2 separate regions of the Mus musculus genome follow, and region 2 is linked to region 1. The links are chromatin loops, found by intact Hi-C in ENCODE. Cell type or tissue: heart. All regions are shown on one strand. Links, peaks and the distances in the headings refer to the core of each region. The heading gives the core; the rest is flanking DNA. Region 1 holds the start of D230025D16Rik (RIKEN cDNA D230025D16 gene). Region 2 holds the start of Pdp2 (pyruvate dehyrogenase phosphatase catalytic subunit 2).

The links. Peaks named below come from ENCODE experiments on the same cell type or tissue, not always from the same donor. Only the 100,000 strongest peaks of a DNase experiment are listed, where the experiment ranks them.
Region 2: it touches region 1 in a loop (2.3-fold over the local background); 1 of 42 quality-filtered maps calls a loop at or near these places.

The regions. Positions count from the first base shown.
Region 1 is chr8:105,223,093-105,228,465 of GRCm38, forward strand. D230025D16Rik (RIKEN cDNA D230025D16 gene) reads left to right here and starts at 2,095. Exons shown (of 16, transcript NM_145604.3): 1 at 2,095-2,394. The coding sequence starts at 2,331. In heart, for the core only: no CTCF peak of the experiment used is centred there; a DNase peak (open chromatin) is centred at 2,059; H3K4me3 peaks cover 2,309 bases; H3K27ac peaks cover 1,656 bases.
Region 2 is chr8:104,588,491-104,593,863 of GRCm38, forward strand. Pdp2 (pyruvate dehyrogenase phosphatase catalytic subunit 2) reads left to right here and starts at 2,982. Exons shown (of 2, transcript NM_001024606.2): 1 at 2,982-3,105; 2 at 4,990-5,373. The coding sequence starts at 5,031. In heart, for the core only: no CTCF peak of the experiment used is centred there; a DNase peak (open chromatin) is centred at 2,911; H3K4me3 peaks cover 1,819 bases; H3K27ac peaks cover 1,331 bases.

The DNA.
Region 1 (5,373 bases), core at 104-5,103:
ACCTGGCTTTCCTGGAACTCACTTTGTAGACCAGACAGGCCTCAAACTCAGAAATCTGCCTGCCTCTTCCTCCCGAGTGCTGGGATTAAAGGAGTGCACCGCCATACCCAGCTCAAAGCTTCTTTTACTTAGGACAAAATTTGAATGGGTCACATTTAAATAAGCAAAGATAACATCCTGAATTCACAGAAATCACTACACACTACACCAACTGGGAGTCTCCTAGGAGTTGCTTCAATATTATTCCCAGTTTTGTGGCTTATCCAAACTTTAAAAATCGTTTTTCTTCCTATTTAGAAGCCTGGGACTTTGTCTTTCTTTTCCTGAGATTCCGCTCAGCCTACCGCATCCCTATTCAGAACCCAGACCCTTTCCCCTCCTCATAAATAAAAGCTAGTGTTTGGTGCTTGCTTGCTTGGTTATTGTTAGCATATAACTATTCCTACTCTGCTTTGCATTAGAATTCAATTTAGAAAGTTGGTGGGGGAAGGGTCCACCTTCTTTTGTTTTGTTTTGAGCCAGCGTCTACTTTATCTCAAGTTGGCCTTGAACTCATTTTGTAGCCCAGCATGGCCTTGAACGTTTTTTTTTTTAAGTTATGCTTGTTTTTATGTGTATGGGTACACCACAGCTGTCTTCAGACACCCCAGAAGAGGGCATCAGATCCCATTACAGATGGTTGTGAGCCACCATGTCGTTGCTGGGAATTGAACTCAGGACCTCTGGAAGAGCACTGACTTCTCTAAACAGCTGAGCCATCTCTCCAGCCCGACCTTGAACTTCTTTTTTTGTTTGTTTGTTTTTTGTTTTTTGTTTTTCGAGACAGGGTTTCTCTGTATAGCCCTGGCTGTCCTGAGCTCACTTTGTAGACCAGGCTGGCCTAACCTTGAACTTCTTTACTGCCTCACTCCCAACTGCTGGGATTCCAAGCAGGCACAAATCAGCACACCCAGCCTCTAAACATAGCTAGCTACACACGTCAGCGTTTCTGCAGCCACTTTCCCACTGGACAGACAGCCCAGTGACCCAGTTGTTTTGGCGTGCAGCAATGCTTCTCAAAGACGTTCTACTATTTTTATTTTATTTTGTTTAATCCCATAGCACTGACTTGAAATTTTGTGACGTATCCACTGTTAGGCTTCTTTATAGCCAGTTTGAGTATTTAGTCTGTCACTTAGTTCCCTGCTAAATACTACCCTTAGGAAACATAATGGGAATCGAGCTTTGCTGCCTAGGATCAAGGAAGCTTGGGTAAAGTCTTTACCCTCCTTGTGCCTCATTTATTCGTCTATAAAATGAGACTGAGGGTGTGAGGTCTTGTCATCAAAAGAGGCCTCAGCTGCCTTTTAATTTTAGGGTGCCCTAGAGCAAGCAAGCCGAAAATTCTGGCTGAATAACTAGAGGAGCCCCTCTTCTACTCACTGGAAACGGAGGCACAGAACACTTAAGAGCTTTAGTCACTACCATAAAGCATTGGCAAGCAGCAATGGTGACTCCAGGCGGAGCTGCAGGAGGCAGCCTCTGTGCTTAGAAAGTATTCCCTAGGTTGAGCATTTCTGGAAATGAGACCTGGCCCGGAACTCTTCAGCCTTCTAACTCAAATCCTCTCGCTCTAACCCTTGCCAACGGACTCATACATCCTCGACTCTGAGGTGGACCCTGCTCAGAGACCACTGGGTCCAAGGAGAGTAGGTTTCTGAACAATTTAGGCAGTGGCAGCCAGCGTCAGTACGTGACAAGCTTGATAATGGTCCGCGGGGCCGTGAGTCTCTGGGACTGGGTCCTTCCTGTCCGTTTTGTTCCTAGTGCAGATTAGTGGGACAAGTGTGCAGACGGAAGACTTTATTTTTGTGTGACATGTTTCCCGCCTTGTGCCTTTTCTTGCGTAGGCATATATGGTGCGCTGTGCAGTTTCAGGACCTCTGGAATGTGGCCCCTAAGTTCTAAAGCAGCTGCTCTTCCCTCCAGCTCTACCCGCGCGGGTCTGGCCTCTGATCCAGAGTTTGCGCGTGCGCGACTCCGCCTCAAGCCCCGCCTTCATGATTTAGCCCCGCCTTTGCCACGCTTTACGGCCCGGCACGCCACTTTTGCTGCAGTTGCTCTGGGCGCTGCTGTTGCTACAGCCTCTCCTGCCGGGGCTGCTGCCCGGGAGGTTGAAGGGAGGTGAAGTGTGTTGTTGTGTTCGTGCTGCCGTCGCCGCCCGGAACCGAGTGGAGAGCCGGACGTCCGCGGGCTGGCGAGAGCGACCAGTCAGCAGCTGCGTGCTCTCCTCAGGCCGGGTCCTGTCTGCGCTGCCGCAGGGAGGCCGCCCGGCCCAGCGAACCGACCCAATGCTGGACCTGGAGGTGGTGCCTGAACGCTCTCTGGGGAACGAGCAATGGGAATTCACTCTGGGTGAGTGTGGGGTCTTTTGGGATCCTGTTGGCTGGCCCTTAATTCTCCCTAGTCCCTTCCGCTTCTGGTTCCTGCCCCAGATGCCCCTGCGCCCGCGGTTCTTCGCCTTTTCTCACCCTTTAGTCTTTCGGCTCCGGGCTTTAGAATCCCGCTCCTCCCGTCTGTCATAGGATCAGCGATGTCTCAGCAGGGTCCTTCTTTGGACCTCTATGATAGTAATAGCCAGTACACACCAAATACTTAGTGGAGTGGGAAGGTCCTGCTCTTTTGAATTTATCTCTAATACAACTCCCTGAAGTCTGAATATCGATAGTATTATGCCCATTTTGCTGACTCTAATAGTTAAGAACTAGGTAGCACACCTAATCAACACTCTGGTCTCTGATCTGTCTCTCTCTGGTTTTAGGGGAGTGGGGGAAACCTAAGCTCATGCCTCACAATCAGATGGGGGTGGTGGGGGAATGAGCTTGCTTTTCTAAAAGGAACTCTCGACTTGTTTTCTTCTCTTTTGAAATGTACTCTTAACGTGTGGTGTCGCAATACCAGATACCAGAGTTAAAAGTTGAAATTGAGTGAAGTGGAAATTACACATTGGCTTGGTAGACAAATCAGTTAGGTCACTTGGGGAGAGTTGGCCTTCGTATGTGAACAAGAGTATTTGCATTTAGTGACTCCAGTGTGTTTACTTAGTGGCAGCACTAAGCGAAGGGGCTGGGAAAAGGTGTTCCTGCTGCTTGTTTGTGTGGGCCTCAACCTCTGTCTCTCTACTGGGAGCTCTTGGACTGAGTCAGCTGCTCCATTTGTTTATGGCTTATCCTTGAATGTAGACGACTCTGTCTATAGAGACAGCATATTGGAATTACCTAGCTGGGTAGATTGCTGGGGCTTGGTGGCTGCCTGCCTCTTTCTTGCCCATTATAAAAGCCAGTTTCATCAAGGGCTCTTGGTTCTCAGAACTTAGACTGCCTGTTCCTGTAGACTTCTCAAAATTTAATCTGCTATGAACATGTTCCATTCAACCTCATATGAGGCATCAAGAGCGTGGTTGAAAAGCAAATGATGTTTGACTTCTGATTAACATTTTTTTCTCCCCTGGACAACTCCTACCTAGTCTGGACATCCCAGGACTGGTTAAGACCCACAGCTACAGATGGTTTACTGAGACTGTGTATCTCTTTGTTTGATTTAGTGCAAACAGGAGATCAGCTGGGGTCAGGAAATTTCCAGAACACTGAACTATAACTAACATAACTAACTACCCAGGGCTTTTGGCAAATTTGCAAGAACCAAGAATTTGAATAGTTGTTTTTTTTTTTTTTTTTTTTTTTTTTTTAAACACTGTCTTCATATCAGCCAAAAATCCTAGGTTGAGAGTTGAACTTGGGGGCAGACCTGAGCCTTGGTGGTGACTTGCTACTTCTTCATCCCTGTTTTGAAGTTAGGGTTTGTTCTCTTGTTTGTTTTTTAGACAATTAGCCCAGACTGGTTTCAGATTCCCAGTGAAACTGAAGTTGAGTTTGAACTTAAAATATTTCTCTCTGTGTCTCTCCCCATACTGGGTCTGTGTAGTACTTGAGATCAAACCCAGTGACAAGTACCAAAGTGACCCACAATATCAGTCGAAAGTGTACATTTTTACATTTATTTATGCAGGAGGGAAGTTTAGTAGTTGGAGTCTTGGCTGCTCTTTCAGAGGACGATGATTTGATTCCTAGAACCACTTCTGGCCTCCACAGGCATTACATACATACACGTCATGTGCACAGATACATTCCAGGCCAAACAATACCCATATACATTTAAAAATGTATCAGGGAATATCATGCACATTTGAAAGTCAGAGGACAGCATACAGGAGTTGGTTCTCTCCTCCATGCCAATCCTAGTGATCAGATTCAGGTCACCAGGTTTGTCAACAAGCACCCTTGCCCACTGCCATTTTAGCAGCCCTTAAAACCTGAACTTTTTGTTTGTTTGTTTTTTGGGTTTTGTTTTGGTTTGGTTTTTGGTTTTTCGAGACAGGGTTTCTCTTTGTAGCCCTTGCTGTCCTGGAACTCACTCTGTAGCCCAGGCTGGCCTTGAACTCAGAAATCCGCCTGGGATTAAAGGCATGTGCCACCACTCCTGGCTTTCATCTATCTTTCTGTAGGTTAATACCAACCCTTCTCTGGGCCCCTAGGTTAGGTCAAGTCCCTTCTTTCTTCACAATAGCCCACACATCTGTTATAATAAAATAAACTTTATAATAACATGCATTATAATAAATGAACTATTTCTATACTCCTGCTGCACCATTAACCTAAGTTTCTCAGAGGATAAGATAATTTCCTACACAAATTCCAATATTTGTGATCAGAGACCACTGACTTGCATATTATCTTGGATACAGCAAGCCATTGTCTCTGCACAACAAGGCAATGCTGGAGGATGTTTCTCAAATGACGCTTTATAACTGCCTTTAGGCCTTCTAAAGATAATATTCAAAAGCAAATCCAAGCCAAGCATAGTGACTCAGACCTGTAATCCCAGTCAGTACCTAGGTACTAAGGCAGGAGGACTGCGTAGAGTTCCAGACTAGTATGGACAAGATTCTGTCTCAGAAAACTAAAAACAAATCTAGATACTAGCTTTTACATCAATATACTCTGCAAGTCTTACTGAAACCATTATTTCAATTGCAATGCCTTTATTCCACAATGGTCAAAGCATGCGCGGTATTTGCAGAGATTCTACTTAGGTTTTCTTGTCTCTGTTCCTGGTCTTTTCCTGGTCTTCCAACATTATACAAAGGCCAGGAAGGCAGCCAAGAGGCTGAACGCAGCTCTCCATTATAATGCTAGGCAGTGATTACATCTGCGTTTGCACAGATTACAATAAGAACCCTGAGGCAGATCAGGATGTGTTTTCCATTTTTACCTAGACATAAAAAAGGTAAGGTGCCGGGTGTGGTGGTGCACGCCTTTAGTCCCAGCACTTGGG
Region 2 (5,373 bases), core at 73-5,072, 630 kb before region 1:
ATCGATGTAGCCATGTTGCAAAGATGGAAATTGGAAATTTAGTCCATCTGCTGAGCACTGGCTTAGGCTTGAACTAGAGGAAGAGCTGAGGCAGGAGGTATGCATACATTAGCAATCCTGGTCCGGCTGTAGTTGGCTTGATTGTCTCTGTTCTGGTTCTGTAAGGTGGCTGGAAGTCCTTGTCCTTTAAGGTGACAATCTGATTCCTGTGAGGTCACTGCTTCTGGTTGAGGTTGGTCTATCTGTGAAGCTGTGCTAATCCTAAGAGTGAAGATGATTGCAGATCTAAGACCATGACTGAAAAGCTTGCCGCCACTTTTTGGAGGTCCGGAACAGGACGTTGTAAAAACTGCCAGTGAGGACCTAATGGGTTATATATCATTAGTTTCTTGTTGTTTGTTTGTTTGTCTGTCTGTTTTTGAAATGGGGGTCTCACTCTACAGTCCTGACTGTCCTAGAATTCACTCTGTAGACTAGGCTAGATTTGAACTCAGAGCACCTTGGAGTTCTGGGATTAAAGGCACCACCCTGGCTGCCTTTTGTGTCCAACTCAGAGATCTACCTGCCTCTGCCTCCCGAATGCTGTTATTAAAGGTGTGCACTAACACACCTGGTCCTCAAATAAATGTTTTATCAAAAGAAAAGGAAAGAAAGAAAGAAAGAAAGAAAGAAAGAAAGAAAGAAGAAAGGAAGAAAGAAAGAAAGAGAAAAAAGAAAGGAAGAAAGAAAGAAAGAGAAAAAAAAGAAAGAAAGAAAAAAGAAAGGAAGAAAGAAAGAAAGGGAGAAAAAGAAAGAGAGAAAGGAAGACTCTATGTTTTCAGACTTAGCAGGATGACATAACTTTTCTCAAGAATGTTCGGGGTGGGGGCCATCTGTGTGTATCTAAGAGTCAGCTCAGGACCAATCATATTTGTGGGCTGAACAACTAAAACTTCTTGCCTCAGTTAACTGAGGGAAGTTGGGAGCGGGAGAGGTGGTTTTCCCCTGACACTAACTGGTTGTCTAGTGTCAAATGGTCAGTCCTGAAAACATACATACAAGTAACATACAAACTGAGCAGATTATATTCAGGAATGTGCACGCGCATGCACGCACGCACGCACGCACACACACACACACACACACACACACACACACAGAGGCATGCAGTAACATTTAGTGAAAAAAAGAGGCCATGAATTTGAAGAAGGAGGCGTATGAGAGTTTGGAGGGAGGAAAAGGAAGGGAGAAATGTTGATTATATTCATTTCAAACTGCAGCAGCGACTTCCTGTCCCTGTTCTGAAGGATAACCTTCTATGCAATCAGATAAAGTATTTGTAAAACAAACTAAAAGTACAGCACAGTAAAGCATGCCTCTTTGTTCTCTCCTGCCCATTTACTTACTTGGTTTTTAGTATGGGCCTGAAAGAGACCCCACAGTGTCCAGAAGAAACTTAGTACAAATTCTGATTTACAACTTCCAGACAGGGTGCAGACCTATATAACACCCTCAGGGCTACTTCTGAGGCTGAGGCAGGAGGACATAAGTTCAAGATTGACTTTGACAACTTAGTGAGAATCTGTCTCAAGGCATAAAAAGGGGAAGGGGTAGGGTAGGATGGGAGGGGAGAGGGGGACAGGGTAGAGTAACGAAGATCTATCTATGATAGTGTTTGATAGTATTCAGGAGGCTCTAGGTTCAATCCTCAGTATCACAAAACCAAAGCAAAACCCAGAACAAAAACAGGGATTTAGCAAACGCCTTTAATCCCAGAATTTGGGAGGCAGAAGTAGGTGGATCTTTGTACATTGGAGACCAGCCGGTTCTACATAGCTAGTTCTAGACCAGCTAGGGCTACCTAGTGAGATGCTACCTCAAAAACACAAATAAAACAAAACACTCCCAAGCAACCACCTCCTTGAGAGGCCTGAGGCCCAGTAAGGGGACACATCACAGAAATACAGCAGGAACACTTTTACCTCAGACGTGACTTTGGGTAAACCAGCTTGCCTTTCTTTCCAGAGACAGCACTCTCAGACCTTTCTGCTATCTCTTATCTCTCTTTGACTTCAAGAAAGGACTCTACTGACTCACACATTATAAGGTGAAGACCAGACTCAGCTATTGTTAGGACCAGAAGGCAAGGAGGGAAAGCTCTGGACCTCTCTGGTTCTGGCTCTCCCAAGCTACCAACAAGTAAAGGTGCGGCTAACATCACTTGTCGCTAAGAGGCCAATGTAATTGAGAATTCAAAATGGTGGTTAGTAAGGAGCCAATGAACTCTTTAGATCAGAAATGTGAGTATTAGAAGGTTCCTTCTAGCTGTTTGTAAAGGAAGGAAAATCGGTTGGGACTAAGTGTAATTTGGAAGTAGGGGGCCTTAAAGGCTTTGGAGTCTGGCATTGGCAAATGGATGGGTGGGAAGGGACTTAGGAGGTGGGAATGACAGGATTAAAGTGTGTGACAGTAAGGGAAGCATCAAATTGACCCTGGTGTTTGGACTTGGGTCTTCTGGGGCCGGCGAAGCCATTGCTGGTTTAGGAAGAAAAGCAGGTTTGACTGGAAGATAAGGTCAGGGCAAGTAGAACCTAGAGTGTCCATAAAGCCTTCAAGATAGGTGTCCAAAGATAATAAAGATGTGGCACTTTGGAGAGAGGCTTGGAGGGAACGGAACAAAACCCGGGAGGAATCTATGTGAGAATGAACTGTAAAGAACTGGAGAGGTCTCTTGGTTCTGGCTTTGCAGGGTGTGGTGATAAGGGAAGCTTGGGGAAGAGCCCCACGTGACGACCTACTGGCGCAGCGGCTGCACAAAAGCCACGGGTAACCCCAGGGGGTAGAGTGCAGGGTGGCCCCTCCCGGCCCCGCCCCTCTGCCTTCCTTTTGCCCTCCTCATCCATTGGGTAATCTCAATGTCCGTCAAGGGCCCGCCTCCAAGGATAAGCCAATCAGGAATGGCGGGAGGGATATTTCTTTTGGTGCTGGTTCCTCGACTGGGGGCCTCTCCAGGGAAGTAAAACCCAGTCGCAGCAACCGCGGAACTGTGCTCAGGACCAGAGTGAGCCGAGAGGATCCGCCGAGTGCCAGCGGCGCCAGCTGGGGAGGAGAGGACGAGGATACGAGGTAAGGAAGGGGACGATTCGGGGTGCGGACGCCTTCCCTAGCCTAGTTTACGGGTACCTCAGGTGATGGGGCGGAGAGGGGGATGAGGTGAGAGGGCGGGACGAGCTGGCCCCTGGTCATGGTCACCCCACTCGCGCGCACGCGCCACGTGGGCCCGCGCACTGGTGGAGGAGACGACTGCTTAGCCGGTTCTCTGCACCAGCTTCCTTAGTACTGGAGCACCGGTGAGCTGGACGTCGCAACTGGATTCTTACACCTTGGAAAGCCAAGGCTCAGCCACTAAACGGGGGCTGGGATTTCTTAGAGCCTTGCGGTCCAGCCAAGAAATCAAGAGACTTGGTTTCTTTAGGGGTGCTAAATTCTTTCTGTCCCATTGGAGGCGAATGGTTTTCATTGCGCACAGCTGCCTGTCCTTTCTGCAGGGTCAAGGGGCGTCTGAGGCCATCTGCCCCTGTCCGACCTCATCTGTCCCAAGTTCAGCGGGATGGGTATTGGCTTTGGGAAATCGGTTTGACAGTGCGTTTATACCCTTTGACCTACTGGTTTTGGAAATAAGTAAGGGAAAGGTGACTGCAAATGCCATGTAATTTGGTACCAGGTTAGTGGAAACAAGCTCCAAGTCACCAGTAGTTGTGAATGTTTATGCCAAAAACCATAAATAGTACTATCACTGAAAACATTGCCTTTAATAGGAAATCATGTTCACAGTAGTTGGCCCAATGATATAAAAATCTGTACAGAATGTATCCCAAGGACAAAAATAGTGGCTCCCTCCTTTTGTTGATTTTTGAGACAGTTTCTCTGTGTACCTGGTCTCAAATTCTGCCTGCCTTTTCCTTCTAAGTGCTGGGATTAAAGGCGTGCACCCACACTCCCAGTTTCAACCCCCCCCCCCCATTCCCATGGGCTTACTTTGTCAAGCAAAGTAACAGTCTGCAATGTAGATCAGGCTGGCTTTGAACTCACAGATCAGCTTGCCTCTTCACCTTTGCTTCCGGAATTCTGGAATTAAAGGCGTGATAGCACTGTGACGGCTCAGAAGTGTCGTATTTTATTAAGTCTTTACAGAACGTTGTGAAATCTTGACATGGTGCACACACTTTTAATCTCATGAGGTATTGAGAACGTCAGAGCAGGCAGATCTCTGATTTTGAGGACAGCTTGACCTACACAGTGAATTTCATGCTGGCCAGGGTGACAAAGTAAGACCTTGTCTCAAAACAAAACAACAATGACCAATACAAATTACACAGGAATTCTGTGAGACCAGCAACTGATGGCTAATTCTAGCTACCCTGGAATCTGAGGCAGGAGGATCTAAAGTTCAAGGCTAAGTGTGAAAGAGGGCTGGGGATGTAGCTCAGTGGTAGATCAAATAGAAGAGACCTTGTGTTCAGTCCCCAGTGATGAATAAAACAACAATAATAAAACAAAACCTAACCACGTATTGCCGGTGAGACACAGTATGCTAAGTAGCTAGAGTCAGTGGGGCTTCAAAAACACCATATCGAGATAATATTGATGATATTTATATATAATATATTAATGTAATATATATAATGTATACCAGGTACAGGCCTGGACTCAGGACAGCCGCTAGTCAGCAGCTACATGACTGGAATTCATGGGGTAGGTAGATTCCTTGGGGGAACAGATACAAAAGGGAAAACTTAAATACTGCAAGGGAGACTGAACAAAGGACGTAGATAGTAGGCTCTGGCCTGAGGAACGGTTTAGAAAGGAAAAGGAGGCACAAGTTGGCTGGCAGGAAGGCCGGAAGCTCTCTATAAAATCAGAGAGCGCATTAGCAAAAGTGATGTTCTAGCAGTTTAGTATTTTTAATAACTTGAACTTTGAAGCTTTTATAAACTCTTGAAATTTCAGGCTGAAAAAACACTCCACCTCCACCTGCCACTTGTTTCAGAATGTCAAGTACTGTGTCCTACTGGATCTTCAATTCTGCAAGGAATCGTATTGCTCTTTTACGAGGTGGGAGACGCCTATACTCAAGGGCTGCCACGAGTAGGAACCTGCTGAAGTGGAGGCCCTTTTCTCCGGCATTGGCATCATCAGCCCTCAAGTGTGGTTCTCCACCTGGTGGCTTTGCCCTGCGGAAAGCCTACAGACACACATCAACCGAGGAAGAGGATTTCCACCTACAGCTCAGCCCCGAACAGGTCAGTGACCTGCTCCGAGCTGGCGAGTCATCCCACAAGGTCCTTGATTTCAACAACGGAGTACCAAATTCAGTGTTAAGGTTCGAGAGCA